Linked DNA regions of Homo sapiens: region 2 is linked to region 1. A link is an interaction called in ENCODE POLR2A ChIA-PET data of the cell type or tissue named here. Cell type or tissue: Panc1. All regions are shown on one strand. Each heading gives the region's core, and the rest is flanking DNA. Links, peaks and the distances in the headings are about the cores only. Region 1 has its middle 25 kb from the start of CRIM1-DT. Region 2 overlaps CRIM1 (cysteine rich transmembrane BMP regulator 1).

The links. Peaks named below come from ENCODE experiments on the same cell type or tissue, not always from the same donor. Only the 100,000 strongest peaks of a DNase experiment are listed, where the experiment ranks them.
Region 2: POLR2A ChIA-PET joins it to region 1 with 5 read pairs; 3 of 35 experiments call an interaction of 5 or more read pairs at or near these places.

Annotation. Positions count from the first base shown.
Region 1 is chr2:36,328,789-36,333,190 of GRCh38, reverse strand. No RefSeq gene overlaps it. Among named protein-coding and RNA genes, the nearest start is that of CRIM1-DT, 25 kb to the left of the region's middle. In Panc1, for the core only: no CTCF peak of the experiment used is centred there; no DNase peak of the experiment used is centred there; H3K27ac peaks cover 1,392 bases.
Region 2 is chr2:36,490,519-36,494,920 of GRCh38, reverse strand. The region is part of intron 7 of CRIM1 (cysteine rich transmembrane BMP regulator 1); the gene reads right to left. Among named protein-coding and RNA genes, the nearest start is that of FEZ2, 110 kb to the left of the region's middle. In Panc1, for the core only: no CTCF peak of the experiment used is centred there; no DNase peak of the experiment used is centred there; H3K27ac peaks cover 4,000 bases.

The DNA of each region.
Region 1 (4,402 bases), core at 100-4,099:
GGCAGGTGCCTGTAATCCCAGTTACTTGGGAGGATGAGGCAGGAGAATCACTTGAACCCGGGAGATGGATGTTGCAGTGAGCCAAGCTGGCACCACTGCACTCCAGCCTGGGCGACAGCAAAAATCCGTCAAAAAAAAAAAAAAAAAAAAAAAAGAAAAGAAAAGAAAAGGTGAAAGTAATTGACTCAATAAGGAAAGAGAAAAAATCAGTTGCTGAGGCTGCTAAGATCTACAGTAAGAACAAATCTATCCATGACATTGTGAACGAGGAAAAAGAAATTTCTTCTAGTTTTGCTGCTGCACTTCAAACTACAAAAGTTATAGCCACAGGTGTGATAAGTGCTTAGTTAAGATGGAAATGGTATTAAATCAAATCATAGGATGTATGTATAGGAAAAATAGTCTCTATAGGGCTTGGTACTATCTTCCATTTCAGATATCCAGTGGGGGTTTGGGAATATATCCCGCAAAGATAAAGGGTGACTATTGTATCATACACGTATTATAGATGACATGGAATTTTCTTTAAACAACTTGAATTTAGTAGTACTTAAAGTGATTTAGATTTTTTCATAAAAACCTACAAAATTTCATAAAAACCTATAAGATTTATTTCATATATTAAAAATGAAGCTTTTAAACTTTTTTTATATTTTAAATTCCATGCACTCACAAGTCACAACTCACATACATTCCTTGTCTTTTTCTAGAAAACCCTAGTCTATCAGAAGTTGGAATAAAACAAACCTTCAGGTACCCGGAATAAGCAACGAACTTTCCGAATTAGAAAGCCAGTATAAATTGCAGATATGCTTGAAAAAATAATAGGTATGCTATTATATTAGGATAATAATAGATATGGAAATACTATACAGACGAATCAGGGATTGACTATTTTATATCACAAAGTAATTTATTTCTTTACAAAATGGATCCCTGATTTACAAAGGGGTTTACCTCATGCACATTTATAAAGCAAGCTTCCTTATTACAGCATTTCCTTGGGGCACACTTCTTAAGAATCCGAATATTCATTTGGCAGTATTTATTGAGTTTCTACAACATGCCCCTCCACCATATTAGGCTCTTAATTTCAATTAAGACAAGACACTCTCTCTGTGCATGAACAGTTTCTAGTTTGTAAAGAAGATATATAAACTGACAATTCAAGCACAATGTCACAAGTGATGAGATGAAAATTGTCAACCAAGTGCCCAGGGAAAAGTGCATGTAACTCAGCCTGAAGGAGGTGGTGAGAGCCTTACTGAAGGGATGGCACTTGAATTGAGTCTTAAAAAACTAGTCACCGGCGAAGTAAGAAGAAGAGCAAATCAGGCAGAGGAAATAACAGGTGCAAAGGCACTGACGCCTGACAAGTAGATTGTCAGACATGTGAGGCTGACATGAGAGAGGTGTAGTGCTGGGGGTGAGAGGGACAATAGCAATGAAATTCAGGATATAAATTAGTTATAGGCTGTGGAGGGTTTTGGATATCACGCTAAGGAATTTGAACTTTATCCTGCAGAAAATTGTGCCTGTAATTGCAAGTCTGTAAGACTTTTTAGCGGACGATAGTATCAGTTTTGTTCCTTAGGAAAATAACTGGCAGCTGTGTGGAAGATAGGCAGCAAGGGGGAAAGACAGATGGCACAGAGAACTTTTTGGATACCTGTGTTAATAGGCATCATGCTCTGGTAGCTTTAATGTGTAGATTTCACCCTCTGCAGTAAGGTCAGAAGAGGGGAGTTGTAGGCAGGAAGAAAGGTTGGAATTGAAGCATGAAGGTAGCTCGCATAGGCAGACAGGTGAGAGACTGAGCTCAGAAAAGTAAGAAAGTGCAGGAATGAGCCTGCAGATACAGAGTTCAGTCCAGAGAGGACAATGGAGGCTGGAATCAGTAACTCTCATCTAGGGGAAACAGTGACAGGGGCAAGATACAATGGAACAGGTATTCAGGCCATAGGTTCTGAGAAAGAAGTGAACCGGCTTTAGGCAAGAGGTCAGAATGTGAAGAATGGCACAGAATAACAAACATGCCAGGGCATCTCAAACTTTAGTTAGTATCAGGATCACCTTTAGGGCTTTGAAACATTCAGATCTCTGTGCCCCACCCTCAGAGATTCTAAGTCAGTAAAAGTCTGGAATAAGTCTAATAATTGGCATTTCTGCATTACCCAAGTGATGCTGATGCTACTGGTCTCTGGACTAAACAAGGCTCTAAGCAGCCTTCCAGATCTACAGTCCTCTGAATTGGTTTCAGGATTTAAAAACATTTCAATGTTCAGATGCACACATTTACTTACCAGACTAGAGAGAATTCTGAGTTGGTGGAGGAAGGCCAGTTCCTGATAGATCAAACATGCAATCTGAGAGGCCCAACAGCAAAGTAGGCAGCTTTCCATGAAGACCAGAGTGAGGGTTGATTAAAAAAAAAATTGTTTTTGGTTCCTCTACAGGCAGCTGCTGGAAAACAGGACTAATGGTTGTTTGAGGAGTGAGAGAAAGGGGCAGGCCCAAGCAAGCACCGTGCTCTGATACTGTCTCTCCTGAAACTGGGTCTGCCAGTCTGGAAGCTGGCGGCTCTGCCCACCTAAATCATTGCTCAGATAGTCACACACAGAACATCTAGGCCTCTCTCTGTTTGTACCTGCCCTTATGCCAGTATCACACTCTTCATTTCTGCAGTTTTATAATAAGTTTGAACTCAGCTCAGCATGAAGCCTAACAGTTTCTGAGGCTTTCTTAAAATGGGACTGAAGGATTTTGTTACACTATTAAAAAGAAAATATATAGGTACAGATAATCAAATTCTTGAGTTGATTACATTATTGTGCATCTTTTAATATGGCAGACTAAACAGGCCTCCAGAAACTAGGCCACATTTTCTGGATAGCTGCCAGTAATTATATGTCAGGAATGCCTATATAAGCAAGATGTTAATGCTCAACAATTATTCCTTCTTCTTTTTCCTTTTTGACTTAAGCTGCAAAGGTAACAGTAACACTGAAGCCATAACCAGTGCAACCTGAGCAACAGATGGCAATTTGCTTAAATTTGCAAGAAGGATTTGAAATTCGAATTGATTAAAATACTGGTACCTATGGTAGATGAAAAGGAGTTGATTCATGTTTCAAGATCCTTCAAATATGGAAATTATTAATCAATGAGTCTGCTAGTTTATCACTAGGTATTAGCACATACAAACACCAAATTCCTCTAACATTCTCAGAGGATGTGCGACACAAATTCCTTTGGCTGCATAAGCAAACACACACTTCATTTCCATGTCAACGAGTAAAAACAAAATTAATCAGAGCAACAGAGCAACTGGAACAGTGTGGGGGTATATATTAGGTGTTCATAGGTATTGGTTGAATAAATGAATGGATGAATAAATGAGTGCCAAAGCACAGAGTGGAGGTAACTATCAACCTTCCGCAAGACCAGGACAATAAAAACAAAAAAATGTGCATTGTTTGGCTACAGAATTCCAAATTTAGAAAGCAGAAGATGTAGAAGGACAGGGGAGACTGGAGAAGAAGAGGGGGCTGGGACATAGTAAAGGCTGGATTATTGGAAGACGAGGAAGATGAGTATAACACAGAATTGAATCACTTAACTCCTAATGAAAAACACTTTAGCAAAATAGCTCTTCAGACAAGGAATGGAATAAAATCAGCATTGACATAAACAAGCTCTTGGTTCTAATTATCTGGCAAGCAACTGCTGCAGATCTCAAAGAAGCTGAGTGGGTGAGGCTGGATCTGTGGTTTTGGAGTCTACTCAAGCATATTGAAGGCTCTTAGGGAAACATAAGTGTTAGAAAGCTTGGAGTGTTGGGGATATCAATTTATTCAACAAGGGTTTATTGATCTCCTACCAGGTATAAATATTTTTCTTGATACAAGAGTAAATGGCGTGTGATTCTTTTCCTTAAGCATCATACAATCTATATGGGGAGGCCATCCATGTTCAGAAATAATCATATAATAGGGCAAACTTTGATAAATGTCTAGAAGTGTGAGGATGATTTGGAATAGTCATTCATTCATTCATCCATTCATACATTTTTTAACAAAGTGTGCAATCCAGTGGTTTTAATATGTTCATAAAGTTGTGCAACCATCACTATTATGCAGTTCCACAAAATTTTCATCATCCACCAAAAGTCCTGTAAGTACTAGCAGTCACTCTCCATTCTTTCCTCCCTCTAGCCCCTGACAACCCCGCTAATCAATTTTCTGTCTCTATGGATTTCACTATTCTCAATTGATTCCCCAAAATAAGCTGACCATAAATGTAGGGTTTATTTCTAGACTCCCAAATCTATTCCAATGATGTTTATACCTACCCTTATGCCAGTATCACACTCTTCATTTCTGCAGTTTTATAATAAGTTTGA
Region 2 (4,402 bases), core at 144-4,143, 160 kb before region 1:
CTGTTTATAGGATCACCTTGAAATTCTATCTCATCTTGTATTGAATCAGCTGAGGAATCAAAGAAATACCTTAATGTCCTCCAAAGGAAGAAGGCTTGAAACAGCAGGAATTCACTGTCTTTGGCTACAACTATTTCTAAAGGGAACCCTCCAACAGCTTCCTTGTGGAGAAGAATTCTAAAATATTCTGAGCCTAGAAGCAATAAAGAACAAAAATGGGTGTTTGTTATGTCTACATTGGTTTGCTGTTTTCTACTCAGCATCTGAGTGGGAAACTTTCCTCTCCTCTACCTGTTGTTTTCTTGAACGATTTTTAGAGACCCTCCAAGCACCTTACACTGTCCAGAAGAGCTATTTTTAAAGAACCCTTGGGATTGTGTCAGGAGTGCAGATGCTCAGCCACCAATTCTTATCCCAAGTCTTAGAAAACAAAATTTTGAAAGAAAATATCTTCTAACGTGCAATAACATACACAAACACATGTTGATTCTTTATTTTACATTTATTAAAAATTTAGGGTTACTTCTTTCATAACCTAAAAAGCCTAACAGATGTCTTGTCAGTAAAATTATTTCCAGGAAAATGTTAGTATTTTTTACAAATTAGAGAGCTTCAGACACTGTTATTGAAAAACACCATCGGTATTTTATATTGATGCTCACATATTTCCTAGGAGCAATTTTATCTACTCAATGGCGAAATTAAGCTACTGGGATCACAATTAATTTGATTAAAAATATAAAGTTAAAATGAAAATCATGAATCTAACTTCAAGGCCACGGTACTAAACCATAAATACATATTCGGTTATTCAGGTGTTATAAATGTGTTAAGCAAACAAATCTAAGCTCTCTACTTTCTTGCCTTTTGTTAGTTTATTTTATGAGAAATTCTCCAAAAACTGGCCAAGGAAGTAAGAAGCTGAAACTCAAATTCAGCCTTTTAAGATGCTGGTATAAAGTTTGTAGATCAGTCTTACCCTCACATTATATAGTTCAACAACTCTGGGAGAACAATAAAAATGAACATACTTTGATCCTCAGTTATTTTTAAATGTATAATTATATATATTCACTTCTGAAACAATACAATAATTTTTATATTTCAGGTATATGTAGCCTAAATGACAATATTAATGGATGCTTTTAAATTGCTGTCTAATCTGTATTACTCCACTGAACTGCTGGTTTTGAATTAATCCATACAAGGTTCTTAGATAGATTACTATGAGCTGGTTCTCCCTCAGAAATAATATTAATTATCTCCTTTGAGAAATGTGTGAAGCACTCTTTCTGATTAGCAGCCCTGGGAAAGCTGACAACCAATTAGCAGTTCTTGAGTATGGGTGGGTGACTCTGTAAATGTACAACTGTGGAAGGCATACACAGCCATCCCTGTTGGGTCTGTGTGTAGTACTGTCTTGTCAGGAGGGTAATTAACTCTGTTTCCAGATTCTGATGGTCTCTAGGACTGCTGCCTCACTGTGCTGTCCTCTGGTAAACTGCAGGCCTGGCTGTGGAAAGCAGCTGTCTGCCAGCACCCTCTGTTCCTATGCATTCATATGCACACACACCCACACACTAAGAAAAGTCTTTCTGGAAAAACCTCTTTGTAGGCAAATTTCTAGAAAACAATGCTTTTTTTTTTCCTTTTTATTTATTTTTCTTCTTCTTCTTTCGAGATGAGGTCTCACTATGTTGCCCAGTCTGGTCTCGAACTCCTGACCTCAAGCAATCTTCCTACCTCAGCCTCCTAAAGTGCTGGGATTACAGAAAAAGTACTTTTTAAAGACACACACATTCTTACATTTCTTTACAAGTGAAAAAATACTCAGGTGGAAGTATTAAGATAAATGAAGCTAACAATTCCTATCTGTCTCTCGTTTCTCTTATTACCTCTTCTTTCAGGCTTTAATAATGCTTTGCAGATTTTACATAGCTCTTCTTTGTAAATTCCCAAGCCTGCTTATTTGATTATGAGAGACAAAAATGAACAATTATGCTTTCTTTTCAGACTTACTTCAGGCGCTCTTTCTTAAGGTAGTTTTATTTTTCTATTTTGGGCAGGGATTGGGGGGTTGGAGGGGGCTGAACGTGGTTAAGCAACGTGAATATCCAATGAGTAGGAAAATTCCAAAATGTCACTGACTTGACATGGCAGTTCAATGGCTAAATATATCAGGTCTCCTAGCCAGGGCCATAAAACTGGAGATAAGGCTGGCCAAGACAGCATCAAAGCTTGTCTGTTTTGCTGTATTTTCATATGTCAAGCTGTTAACACAGATGCTTTTCAAATGTGACCCATAACTGGTCAGAACACCTTTCAAATAAATCACTAAATTGTCAACATAATTGCATCTTGGGAAGGAAAGTACAGTGAAGATGAAATTTTCCCAAATGAAGCTAGAGGGAAAACTCTACTAAAGCAGACAATAAGAAAAAAAAAAAATTGAAGATACAAAAATTCCCTAATCTGGAAGTGGGAATTTCCGTAGCATCTGAATGTGTACTTAAGAAAGCCTCATTAAGTCATGGAAAAAAGTCTCTTACGGTTGGAGTTTTCAAATTCTTTTAGCCGCTACACATTTGGTTATCCTTTTTCCCTTTGTACACTTCTCATAACAACACCTACATCCTTGTAATTTCTGAAGTACTTATCTCAGAGCAGTTTATTTTATTTTAAAATGAACAGTGTGCAAATGTTCCCAAGATTTGTATTATTTTGTGATCGGAAAAGGAAGCAACCATGTATTTATTTTAGACCTATTTATTAATTTTGTATGCTTTTCCCAAGGAATCTTGGCTGTTAGACATATTAATATTTTTCTTCCTTTACCAAAAACATATTTAATAGGAAAAGATGGTAGCATTATTGAGATTATTAAAAGACCACAAAAGACAAATTAAAATTTTTTTTTATAGAGTGGGGTATCTTTTTCCAGGAATCCAGCTTGAGATAGCTCACAAAATTATCACTGGATTCTAAGAATCTAGATCTTTTATACTTGTCTTACATTTTATTCTTATTCTTTTTATTGCTAATGTTCATAGGAATTATATTTTGGTAGCTTTAAGTGGAAATAATGTGTTACATTAATAGGTATGCGGGTTTGTGTGTGTGCACATTTAAGTAGCTATTTTCAACTTGGAGGATGGGTCAGGCGGTCAGACTTTTGGTAACTGGAACCTACCCTTCTGGCAAATGGTTGAAAACCAGGGAGGAAGGGTCTGCACGTTAGGGACAATACTTCATTCATTGTTTATAACCTCAGCACCTAGTACAGTTTGGTCTATAGAACTGCTCAATGAATGAACAAAACGGGAAAACGAAAGACATCTAAGCACCTAAAGTCAGTGTAACATTATTTGGCAAAGAAGAGCTCCCATTCAAAATTGTCCTAAGAGGCTGTATCTCTAATTTTCTAACTTTTAGAAGATTAGACAGTAAGTTCCTTAGGGTCCACACCACTGTGGCAGTCTTTTGCACATAGGAGGTACACAATAAATGAGCTCCACTGAAGCAGAAAGCCAGATCTTAAGGCTGTTGTAAACCTGACACACTTAATAATGGTGAAAATGGAGTGCAAATCCCCAAATCCAAGCCGTCCAAAATGAGATTACTCAGTGATGACACTCGGTTTCCTGAGATGGGTTAAAATACGATCATATGATCTGTATCTTTGGCTTAAGAAGGCAGAAAAGTACACAAAGCATTATAGAAGGCCTCCTATAAAATTCTTAATGTAAGATCTGACATCCCAAATTTTAATTATCTGGAGAATTCACTTCTGGAACTACCCTACTCCTTGATAATGCCAAATAAAAAGTGTTATTAAAATAATCCTGAAAACAGCTAGGCAGTCATTCAACTCAGGAGCTCATCTTCTACTGCGTGAAGTTATGGGCACTTTTGCTGACTGCTTGGCAAATTGACAACCGGCTTAATTAGAGACTGACAAGAATCAGAGAAAGAAAAGGAAGAGTGCATAGCAGAATGCACACGTGCTGATGATGGTATCCTGGTGCCTGGCAGACTGATGGAGGCTGAGCAGCTCAGTTACTCAGTGGGGACTTAAGTGCCAATGGTTAGGGCCTGGGGCCTAGAATTTGGATGGATATGCACAAGAATGGGCAGAGGTCAAGCCTGACAGGATGGGAGAGTGGGTCGGGGCTCTTGGGTTGAGTAATGTCCCTAGGTGGGAGGATGCAGGAATAAACAAGTAGAAGCAGAAAACGGATCCAGCTCTCCCAGAAGTCAAACAGCAAGGTCAAAATTCCAGTCAGAGGCTCATCAGAAGAACCCGGGATCAAAGGCTGGGCCACAGAGTTCAGAATAACAGTAACCGGGTCTCAGCAATGGGGATGGAGCCAGGAGTGGACTGGCCTTTGAATCTAAGCCACAA